Linked DNA regions of Homo sapiens: all the other regions are linked to region 3. A link is a contact called in ENCODE Hi-C or POLR2A ChIA-PET data. All regions are on one chromosome and are shown on one strand. Each heading gives the region's core, a stretch centred on a gene start or an enhancer-like site at or near the end of the contact. The rest is flanking DNA. Distances are from core to core; before and after follow the strand shown. Region 1 holds the start of RBMS3-AS1 (RBMS3 antisense RNA 1). Region 2 overlaps RBMS3 (RNA binding motif single stranded interacting protein 3). Region 3 overlaps RBMS3 (RNA binding motif single stranded interacting protein 3).

Region 1 (3,134 bases), core at 347-2,846, 250 kb before region 3:
ACATATGAACATTAGTGGAAATTCTCTAATTTTCTTGTTATTTGATAAGACTTGGTTTATGTCATTTATCTATTACTTATTAATACATACATAATTCTTAGTCACCCCAATACAATCTACCACTAAGAGGGATAATGCTGGCCCACATGGGTTTCTGAACTGGATCTCTTTGAAGGACATATTAAAATCTATCATTGATAATCTAAAAATCGAAATTACTATTTCCCATTTGTTTTCCTCCTAACCTTTTGACCTGTTTTCTATCTATCTATATTTTAGACACAAGACAGAATACCAAACTCTGTTAGAGCTGGTCAAATTTTTATGTCCATCCACAATTTTTTTTTAAAAATAAAAGTGTCAACTTTTAAATCAGATGTTAAGAAAAGTGGATGTCTAGAATATGTCTTTTGATTTATTATCATTGTTGGGGATAAAAGAAATTACAGACATTTTAAAAAACTTCCATCCATATGCAAAGTGTCATATGGTGAGTGAAGAATGGAGCTAAGTCATTTTATCCTTCCATTTCTCTTTCTCTACCCTGCTACTTTCCTTGCAGTAATTAACTTGGAGAAGGAAAAATATTTTTAAAAAACAAACTTAAAAAGCTTGAATTGGATGGAATCTTTGAGAGTATATAATTTCAATGTTTATTTAAAGATTGTGATAAAAGTAGAAACATATTTTATAACAACCCATTTAAATACTCAGTTATGATCAAATGATTATGTATCTGAATAAATTATTTCCCTAAACATTATTTTTCTCACTGGACAGATGCATGTAGATGGCCAGATCTCGGCACCCAAACTAATTACCCACTGCGCGTTTCCTAAAATGCTTTTGCTCAAACTAAGCAATTCTTCCTGGTATTATCGAAATTCAACTTCCTGACTATATCTGTGAAAAAGATCAGGCTATCACTCTGCCTTCTCTGTGGGCTCCTCCCCATTAATTTTCAGAGATAATAGAAATTGAGCCAAATATTTGGAAATGCTTGATATACAGGGCCAGCTTTGTTCACAAAGACATTTAGGCTTTTCAGTAGGAATCAATCAGAAAACATGTCTGTTATTTTAAAGGTCTGTAGCTTGTAAATATACACAATTGTGCATTTGTGTTGTTTGAATTTCTCGATGCTTCTGTGCATTGTCATTCATCAGGATGCCTCTTAAATGAGAAACATAAGATAAGCTTTTACTTAATTATAATTCAGAGACACATCACTTTTCTTTCTGCTGCCTGAATCTTTTTAACAAAACCATCTTTATTGTTTTCCTTTTTTAAAAAATACTTACTGGCCTTCATTTCAGGTATTTGTTGTGCCAGACCAGAAGTAAACACTTTAAGAAGAACAAGGGTTCTTCTTAAATCACCTAGGGATAAATTATAGAATAACCTCAGAGTTAAGATGGAAGTCCTGAAGCATTTTTTTTTTTCAACCAAAAAGTGGTACTTTGACAACATTCTAATGCTTAGCAGCTGCAAGACTTCGATTCTCTTCTTGAACTCAAGACAGGTTATCTTTTTAGAATATTTGCCCTTAGACATTCCAACATGCAGCTAAACTGTCACAATCCCAGAAACCCCTCAATTCTAAACAGCTTGCTCTAGCCACAAAAAGGATCATTCATGTAAATCAGAGATAAAAACCAAACTGCGTTTGGTAAGGATACTTTCTTCTCAATACCCTGGAGGTTGTCTCATTCCCCAGGGGTGTGTTTTTTTTAAAGGCAATATGCAGATGAGGTAGGTGAGCATGTGACAGAACAATCAAAATTCATGCATGATGAGAAGGATCGAATGCCTGCACTTGGAATTAATTTTGGAAGAATTGTCTGGTCTCTTTCAGAATCTTTTCATTGAAAGCAGTATTTGGGGACTCATTTGATTACAGATGTCATAGAGTGAGTGTTGCTTCTGTGTATAAACCAGAAACCTGACAATCAAAGGGAAAAGTAAGAAGGGATTTATCATTAATTGGAATTGTAAATAGCAACACTAGGCACAGAGTGGAAAATAATGTAAGGAGACCAGTTACTGCACATAAATGAACAGTTCTTTCTAAGCAGATCAGTTATTGCACATAAATAAAAAATAAAATAAGGATTCTTGGGGAAGGATATGTAAGAATCTAGAGTCTTGTTTGCATTCAATAAAAACATTCAGTGAAAACAATCCTACAAATTATTAAGAATACAAATTTTTTAATCTTAAGGGAATGGAAGAAATGTACAGTCAGGGAGTAAACTGGAAGTAACTAATAGGAACTCCTGGGAGAAATGAATTTTCTTAATGATACTTTGTCTGGGACAGACAACTTAGAGAGGTTTAGTGTTGGTTACCTACAGCAAAGGGGGAGTTTGCCAGCCACTTTGCTTATTTAAAACTACAGAATCTCTTTTGTATTGTATATGACATAAATAAATAAATACAAAAGAAGAAAAGAAAAGCCTTATGGTTAGCATGGCAAAGCCAGTATCCACAACCGTAACTTTGACTTATTAAATACACTGTCAAATCCACTCCAACTTAATATATTTAAGCCATAGGCTGAAGAGTGTTTGTGACAGATGTTGCCAACACATTAAGCATAATTTTGTTTACTTGAGATGTATAGGATGTGGTGTCTGACAGAGTTCACCTGGCAAGTGGCAAAGCAAGAAGAAACAGATTTTTCATTTTAGCATCTCTGGATGTCTGGCTTTGCTCAATGTTTGGGCTGCAAAGAAAAATATTGTACAATGCTATAATTCCACTAAAAAATACAATGACCAAACAGCTGATGGAAAGGTCTGGTCCTTTTTAGCCACTGCCTTTGCAAAACAAAGCTGCTCCCACTCAAGAGACAAAGGGTGGATCTGGTTGCCCTAGTTCTGAAATAAACAATTTTCAACAGTAATTTGGGTAAAGTTTCCAAAGATCATCATGTGTGGCGTAAATATATCTGACCTAAGGCCAGAAAAGCATCTGTGTTGTTAACCTTCTGCCAATGTTTGAAAGAAATTTGAAGTCTTTGAAAGTTCAATATTTTAATTTCCCAACTGAAATACAAAACCATTGGCAAATCAGGGAAAAGCATGTGTGGCTTCTCTACCATCTAGAGCACACATAGCTGTTTTAGCACCTAT
Region 2 (3,183 bases), core at 137-2,636, 170 kb after region 3:
TATCCTCATATTATTATATATATGCCTATCATATATACATATATATGCCTATCATATATATATATGCCTATCGTATATATGCTTATATATATATGCCTATCATATATATATGCTTATCATATACACATATATATGCCTATCATATATATGTATGCCTATCATATATATATATATATATATATATATATATGTGCCTATCACACATATATATATGCACCTATCTCTCCTCCCCTTGAGCATTTGGGGATAAATCGCTTCCTTTTTCTTATCCTCAGTGTCAATCACAGTGTTTTTCCAAAAGTACATGTTTGACAAATGTTGGATCAAATCACATTAGATTGAGCAACTCGTATGTGTAAATCCCATTCAGTGCTAAATGTCAGGTTACTAAAGTTCATTTTAATATGTGTTGCAGATGTTAAATGAGAAAACTACTACCAATCCCCATCCAACCCAAATCATTCTTGTCAAGAAAGCTTTTGAGATAGAGGAGCGACTACCTCTAAGGAAGTCTGAGTAGCTTTAGGTTGCCAAACATGGTGAGAGAGCATTCTGCCACATAAATTCCCCAGAGACGAATATAGGGAAGTACTAAAAATTTTAGAAGAATGGAGAATTGTGTCATTGCTACATCCTTAACAATGTTTAATTCAGACAACAGTCCCTGATTTTTTAAAGTGTGTAATAATCCCTTCCTTACATACTCTATGTTTTACCAATCTATTATATGCTTCCTATTCTAGGCTACTTCACGTTTAAATATAAATCAGTGCCTTCAAACATGCCAGGCACTGTGTTAGGCACAAGGAATAGAAAGATTAATAAGATTCTCCAGCCTGGGTAGAGAAAGCAAGGGCAGAGAATGCTTTAGAGAGTTATGAATATGATTCTATTTCCCCAGGGCATGATTGTGTCAAAGGAAGTCAGGAGTGTTGAATTTTGAGACCACATCCAACATTTTATTCATCTCAGCTATGGAAAAGCTAGGCAAGAAGGAAAGTATAGAATGAAATTAGGAAAGGAAAAGAACACATTTTTATAAGCTTGACTGTGGCCCAACAATATTTTTTTTCAAATAGAAGGCAACAGAAATGGGCAAAATATGTGGTGTCTCGCAAAGACAAATTTTACAGGCACCCTGCATACTTCTCACAAACTCTGTGTCCTCCTCCCAAATGAAATTATTATATATATAGATCATTCTAAAAGAACTGAAGAATCCTGGCAGGGTAATTAATGAATGACAGATCAGTCACCCATGTGAAAAAATAAAATGTGGCAAGAAATTATGGCTTTGTCAAGAACTTTGAGGTTTTTAAACTGAAAGCAATTTGTACAGTGACTATTGTGACCATACAACTTCCTAATCTCAGTTCCCATAAAGTCTGGGTGGGGGCCAGTTGGAATGGTTCATCTCAGTTGCAGAGATATCGTTCACAGAGGAAATAAAAGGATTTTAAACACTGGAGTCATTTCCTTTGGTTCTCAGGTCTTTGGTTAGTGATATCTTCGGCTCAATTCCTGCAGCCTAGCTTAGAAAAATAACGAAATCTGTTCCCTGAAAGGTTTTCCAATCAAACAAGTACAGTTTTCAACTCAAAACATTTAAGTCCAATAAAAGATTTTCCTTTGCCAGAGGGTTCTAGGAAGACTAACACCTTTCTAAGGTTCAGACTGCTCTCTAACAAGTTACATAAAAATCCGCCACCAGTGTAAATGTCAAATGCGAAAGGATGTGTTCAGGAGAGAGACCTATATAATCAAATCTCTAGCTGCTCCTTTGGAACTGCTGCTGAGGGGTCTTGCTGAAAATAATAGGGCCCTTTTATGACACATAGCACAAATGGTAATAGCAAGTTACCTCTCAAGTGGAACCTAAGAACTCTGGAATGGTTACCTGAATGTGGTGAGAGCAGACAAGCAGCGCTTTCCAAATATATCCTTCAGCTAAGGACTTTTGGAACTGCTGCAAGATTATAAAGAAAGGATAGATTGTTGGAATTTTCCTCTGCTCATATATATGCATTCTAAATGCCAAGGTTGGAAGCCCAGTGCACACAGTATTGTTCACATGCCACAGAATTTGAAATATTAGACAGCCTTTGTCCCAGATTGATCTACAAGGAACAGGAAGTATTATGGCTGTACCACCGCCGCTTTTTGTTTGGTGTGGGTTATTTCGTTTTTATTTTCCCTGAAAAGTCCTTAGTAGTAATCCTCAAGTCTTTGGGTCAGTTTCTTGATGAAAAGAAAGTCATAAAGTAGGATGGATCAAATATCAAATGGAAAATATAAATAAATAGAATTATGTTTATATCCTGATATCAAATCTTAAAGTTTTAAGACTTTTTAAATTACTTATTCCAGATATATTTGTGAATACTTATAAATCTTAATTATTAAATTAAAGAAGGATTAATGCAACATTTATAATCTCTAGATAATAATTTAATTCTAACTAATGTCAGATGAATCAAAATTTGTTCATTGCACTTATCACATGCTGCAGCTAAATGATAAATTACTGTTTTTAAAACCTTTTTCAAATGCCTAAATCCAACATTTAGAAATCTTTGATATATTTATTTAGAATTAAATTAGTATAAAAATGACAGAGCAGTCCTCTGCTTGGTAAATAATCCTGACTAACTGATGAAAAATAAGGAAGACCACCTTTTCATTGTGCAGACTTTCCCATTTTTTCTTTCTCTTGACTCTTATTTTTAGTAAATCTGAATAAAGAGTCAGAAATGATAAGGAAAAGGAGGCTTTTACTAAATGTGTCAGAAACACCTAGTGTTTCTGAAACCAGAAAAGGGAAAAAATATTAGTACCATAACATAAGATTTTAATTGCATGCAAATTTAAACCAAATGTTACTGGGAACGCTTGCCTTTTACTTTCTAACTTCTTCTCTCCAGGGAATTCCAAACCCAGGAGCACAGTGTTAACAAAGTGGCTCTGAATATGAACAGAAATGAAATTTCTGTTTTCAGTTAGTCTTGTGATACATATGCTTTCATTTTTTTCCCAAGACACAATTGGATCCTTCAACTTTAAAGTCATAATGTGAAAATCCCATTTTTGTTATTATTCTTATAAATGGTGAAGTGGTTGAGTAATATTCTCCAAATAAAGGCAAAAGGGGTGTTATTCTTTATGTATGATGGTCCTATGAGTAGG
Region 3 (3,295 bases), core at 237-2,736:
CGCCTGTAATGCCAGCACTTTGGGAGGTCGAGGCGGGCGGATCACGAGGTCAGGAGATGGAGACCATCCTGGCTAACATGGTGAAACCCCATCTCTACTAAAAATACAAAAAAAAATTAGCTGGGCGTGGTGGCGGGCGCCTGTAGTCCCAGCTACTCGGGAGGCTGAGGCAGGAGAATGGTGTGAACCCGGGAGGCGGAGCTTGCAGTGAGCCGAGATCGCGCCACTGCACTCCCGCCTGGGTGACAGAGCAAGACTCCGTCTCAAAACAAAACAAAACAAAACAAAGCAAAACAAAAAAATTGTTTACCGGAAACTGTTTTACCCCTGAAAAATATAAAACTTATACTTACACACATACACACATAGTAACAGGAAAATTAAAATCTAAAAAAAGAAACAATAAAACATGCAACATAAACCAAACAGAATTCTGTTTGTGTTCATCAATAAACATACTAAAGGGAAAAAATGTTATCCTTTTCTGTACACAAAGACCATCCTCTTTAGCTCAGTGTATGTGTCTGTGTGTGTGTGTGTGTGTGTGTGTGTGTGTGTGTGTACATAACAAACCTTACATTTTACCTGTTTGAATTTTGTGACATTCAAATTCTGGATAATATGCAATGTTAAAAAATTGGTTTCTGATGGCAAAATAAATAGAAGGGATCAATCATATGTGAAAAGTAAAATTATATCCAAGGACTTATAAGGAAAATTTTTATGTCTATCTATCAAACAATCAGAAAACTAACAAAACAATGCTTTCAGGGAAAAAAACTATTCATTCCATAACTCCCTAAATAAAATTCCATATACAGTTGAATAAGTCCACTAGAGGTTATTTTTTTACCACCACAGTTGGTTTTAATTGATTCCATAAATGATACAGCCATGTGGTAAAACTTCTTATCATATAGATAGGTACATAAAGAAATACACCTTTCCAGAACTGTGTGTTTTTGAAAATCCCACTTATTTTAAAACATTAAAGTCTGTTATAATATGACATTTTATGTTTTTCAGAGTGTCCACAAATAATAAAGACATCAAAAGTAAAAATTTAAATACAGTGACTCTTGTCTTCCTAAAAGTAGGGACTGTGTTTATTTTATTTTTGAATTTTAGTTGATAGGCCTCCCAGTACAACACCATAACTATTAAAATTACTGTTTAGGGTATTATTAATTATATCTCCTGAATGCATTGAGAAAATTCTTTGTAATGCAATAGTCAAAAGAGAAAATGAACTGTACTTATAACATATTGGTGTGAATAATTAATTGGTTTCTCACAAGAATATCCTCTGTGGCTTCTTTTGTTTATTATACTAGTCACACCTTTCCTGGACCAAGCAATTCTATTCTTAAAGAGCTACATAAATCTAGACAGGAAAAAAGATCCTAAATATATGATTGACACCAAAACCAGCAAGCCAGCAGCTCTGGGGATAGTCATTTTACAAAACTGCTTAGTCATTCCTGTCCAGCCCTGTAATGCCCAAGTGTCAGCTGCTGAGAAACCATATCATGAAAAGTTAATTTGGCTCTTAAAGATAACATGCTTTTAAAAAGTGATAAGAAAGAAAAGTTGAGCTGGGTTCAGACAGACTGTCTCTGTTCCCAAGTTCCGAAAATGCACTCCCAGAAATATTTTCTGTCGCCTTATCAGCAGCAACATTCCTTAGCAATCCTGATTAAATAAAATGTTTCTTCCTTCAAGGAGGTGGTGTGTTTGTGTGTGTGTGTGTCTGTGTCCCTATATATTTCTAGCCAGGAGTTAGCATGAGACTGGGTAGAAAGCCAGTGTTATAGGCATGTCTCCTTAAACTTCACACTTTCCTAAAGTTGTTTTTTCTCTTTGCCTTCATCTGAGTCCTCTCTTCCCTCCTCCCCTTTATTCCCCACTGCTATTGTTCAATTTGGCAGCACATTTATGGATGCAATCTTTATGAGACCTGCTATGTGAAATAAACTCACACTCTATTCTCGGCATCCTCCCTTCTCTTGTCTATCCCCCTTGGAAAATGTGATAACCTGTGTTTTTGAAAATACTACTGTCTTGTGTGTACATTTGCTTTGAAAATTGAGTCATTGAAAATGATCTTGAGCAAAGCAACTCACACCTGGGGAACACTGCAGTGAAGAGAAAGATCACATGGAGGCTATGAGGAACCAAACAAATGGTCTTGACATCTGCTGAAGTGTTATGTAGGAAGCCGGGTAGTAAAAAATGAAAGCAAAGCTTGATTTTTCACCCCACCATTCTGCCCCCGACACACTAAGAATAATCTTGACTGACCCAGTATCTATTTGCCTCTCTGAGAAAAGCAGTGAAGTTGAACTGGACATTATTATCCCACAGTAACAGTGATCCAAATACTTAAACACTTAGAATTGTACACTTTGCATAGGAAGAGTAATTCCTAGAGTATATCAGCTTTAAGGCAAATGGTGACACGTTTGCATTCTTAGAATGATAGAATATGCTAGTTTCTGCCAATCTATCTCCTTCTCTCTCTCTCTTTCCTACTTTGTGTATCCAAACCCTACTTGGACAGCCTTTTTGTGAATAGCACTGTTGCAGAGAAACATTAGCTGTTTTAATAGGACACAAAAATGAACCAGAATAGAAATGTTATAGAGTGGTACTCTGTGCCCTTCTGGCCCTTTCAGTTGCCAGGTGCAGCAGTTCGCTCCCCAAACCTACAATGGGAAAGGAATGCCACCCACTCCCTTGCTTTCCAGTTTCAACTCCTGCCTGTGGCAAAAACTGTAAGAAATCTTGGTACTCTTCCACTAAGTATAGACAGGATCCTTCCTAACACAGCACCCCAAGCAGCCAAAAATCATTATCAATGAATCAGAGCTTGTTTAAAAACTAGCATCTAGCCGGGCATGGTGGTTCATGCCTGTCATCCCCGCACTTTGGGAGGCCAAGGCCGGCGGATCATGAGGTCAGGAGACGGAGACCATCCTGGCCAACATGGTGAAACCCGTCTCTACTAAAACAAACAAACAAACAAAAAATTACCTGGACATGGTGGCGTGTGCCTGTAATCCCAGCTACTCAGGAGGCTGAGGCAAGAGAACCACTTGAACCAGGGAGTAGGAGGTTACAGTGAGCCAAGATGGCACCATTGCGCTCCAGCCTGGCATCAGAGCGAGACTCCGACTCAAAACAAACAAACAAACAAACATCTAATTGCCTTCCTGCATCAAGCCATCCTTTCGTAAGATTGGTGAGCACAAAGAAAGTTGTGGATCCATTGAGATGCTATCTCACACCAGTCAGA

The links. A loop is a pair of places that touch in the nucleus more often than their neighbours do. ChIA-PET counts read pairs that join two places held with the same protein, here RNA polymerase II (POLR2A). Pooled maps may share reads with other maps.
Region 1: a map with no recorded cell type shows a loop between it and region 3 (7-fold over the local background). The contact joins the promoter of RBMS3-AS1 here to the enhancer-like site in region 3. A Hi-C loop is called at or near these places in 1 of 168 maps with a recorded cell type or tissue (endothelial cell of umbilical vein), 3 of 37 single-sample maps with no recorded cell type and 9 of 50 pooled maps.
Region 2: a pooled map shows a loop between it and region 3 (2.7-fold over the local background). The contact joins two enhancer-like sites. A Hi-C loop is called at or near these places in 7 of 168 maps with a recorded cell type or tissue (Caco-2, Calu3, Right ventricle myocardium inferior and 4 more), 1 of 37 single-sample maps with no recorded cell type and 12 of 50 pooled maps. POLR2A ChIA-PET finds 5 or more read pairs at or near these places in 1 of 52 experiments (BJ).

Annotation. Positions count from the first base shown.
Region 1 is chr3:29,932,618-29,935,751 of GRCh38, reverse strand. RBMS3-AS1 (RBMS3 antisense RNA 1) reads left to right here and starts at 1,596. Exons shown (of 3, transcript NR_046556.1): 1 at 1,596-1,910. All of the region lies in intron 10 of RBMS3 (RNA binding motif single stranded interacting protein 3), which reads right to left.
Region 2 is chr3:29,511,658-29,514,840 of GRCh38, reverse strand. All of the region lies in intron 3 of RBMS3 (RNA binding motif single stranded interacting protein 3), which reads right to left. Among named protein-coding and RNA genes, the nearest start is that of RBMS3-AS2, 130 kb to the left of the region's middle. Within about 2 kb of position 1,386, at least 7 of the 41 ENCODE cell types and tissues checked have a DNase peak (open chromatin) inside an H3K27ac peak, as active enhancers do.
Region 3 is chr3:29,682,047-29,685,341 of GRCh38, reverse strand. All of the region lies in intron 4 of RBMS3 (RNA binding motif single stranded interacting protein 3), which reads right to left. Among named protein-coding and RNA genes, the nearest start is that of RBMS3-AS2, 41 kb to the right of the region's middle. Within about 2 kb of position 1,486, at least 3 of the 41 ENCODE cell types and tissues checked have a DNase peak (open chromatin) inside an H3K27ac peak, as active enhancers do; they include endothelial cell of umbilical vein, where a contact is called at or near this core.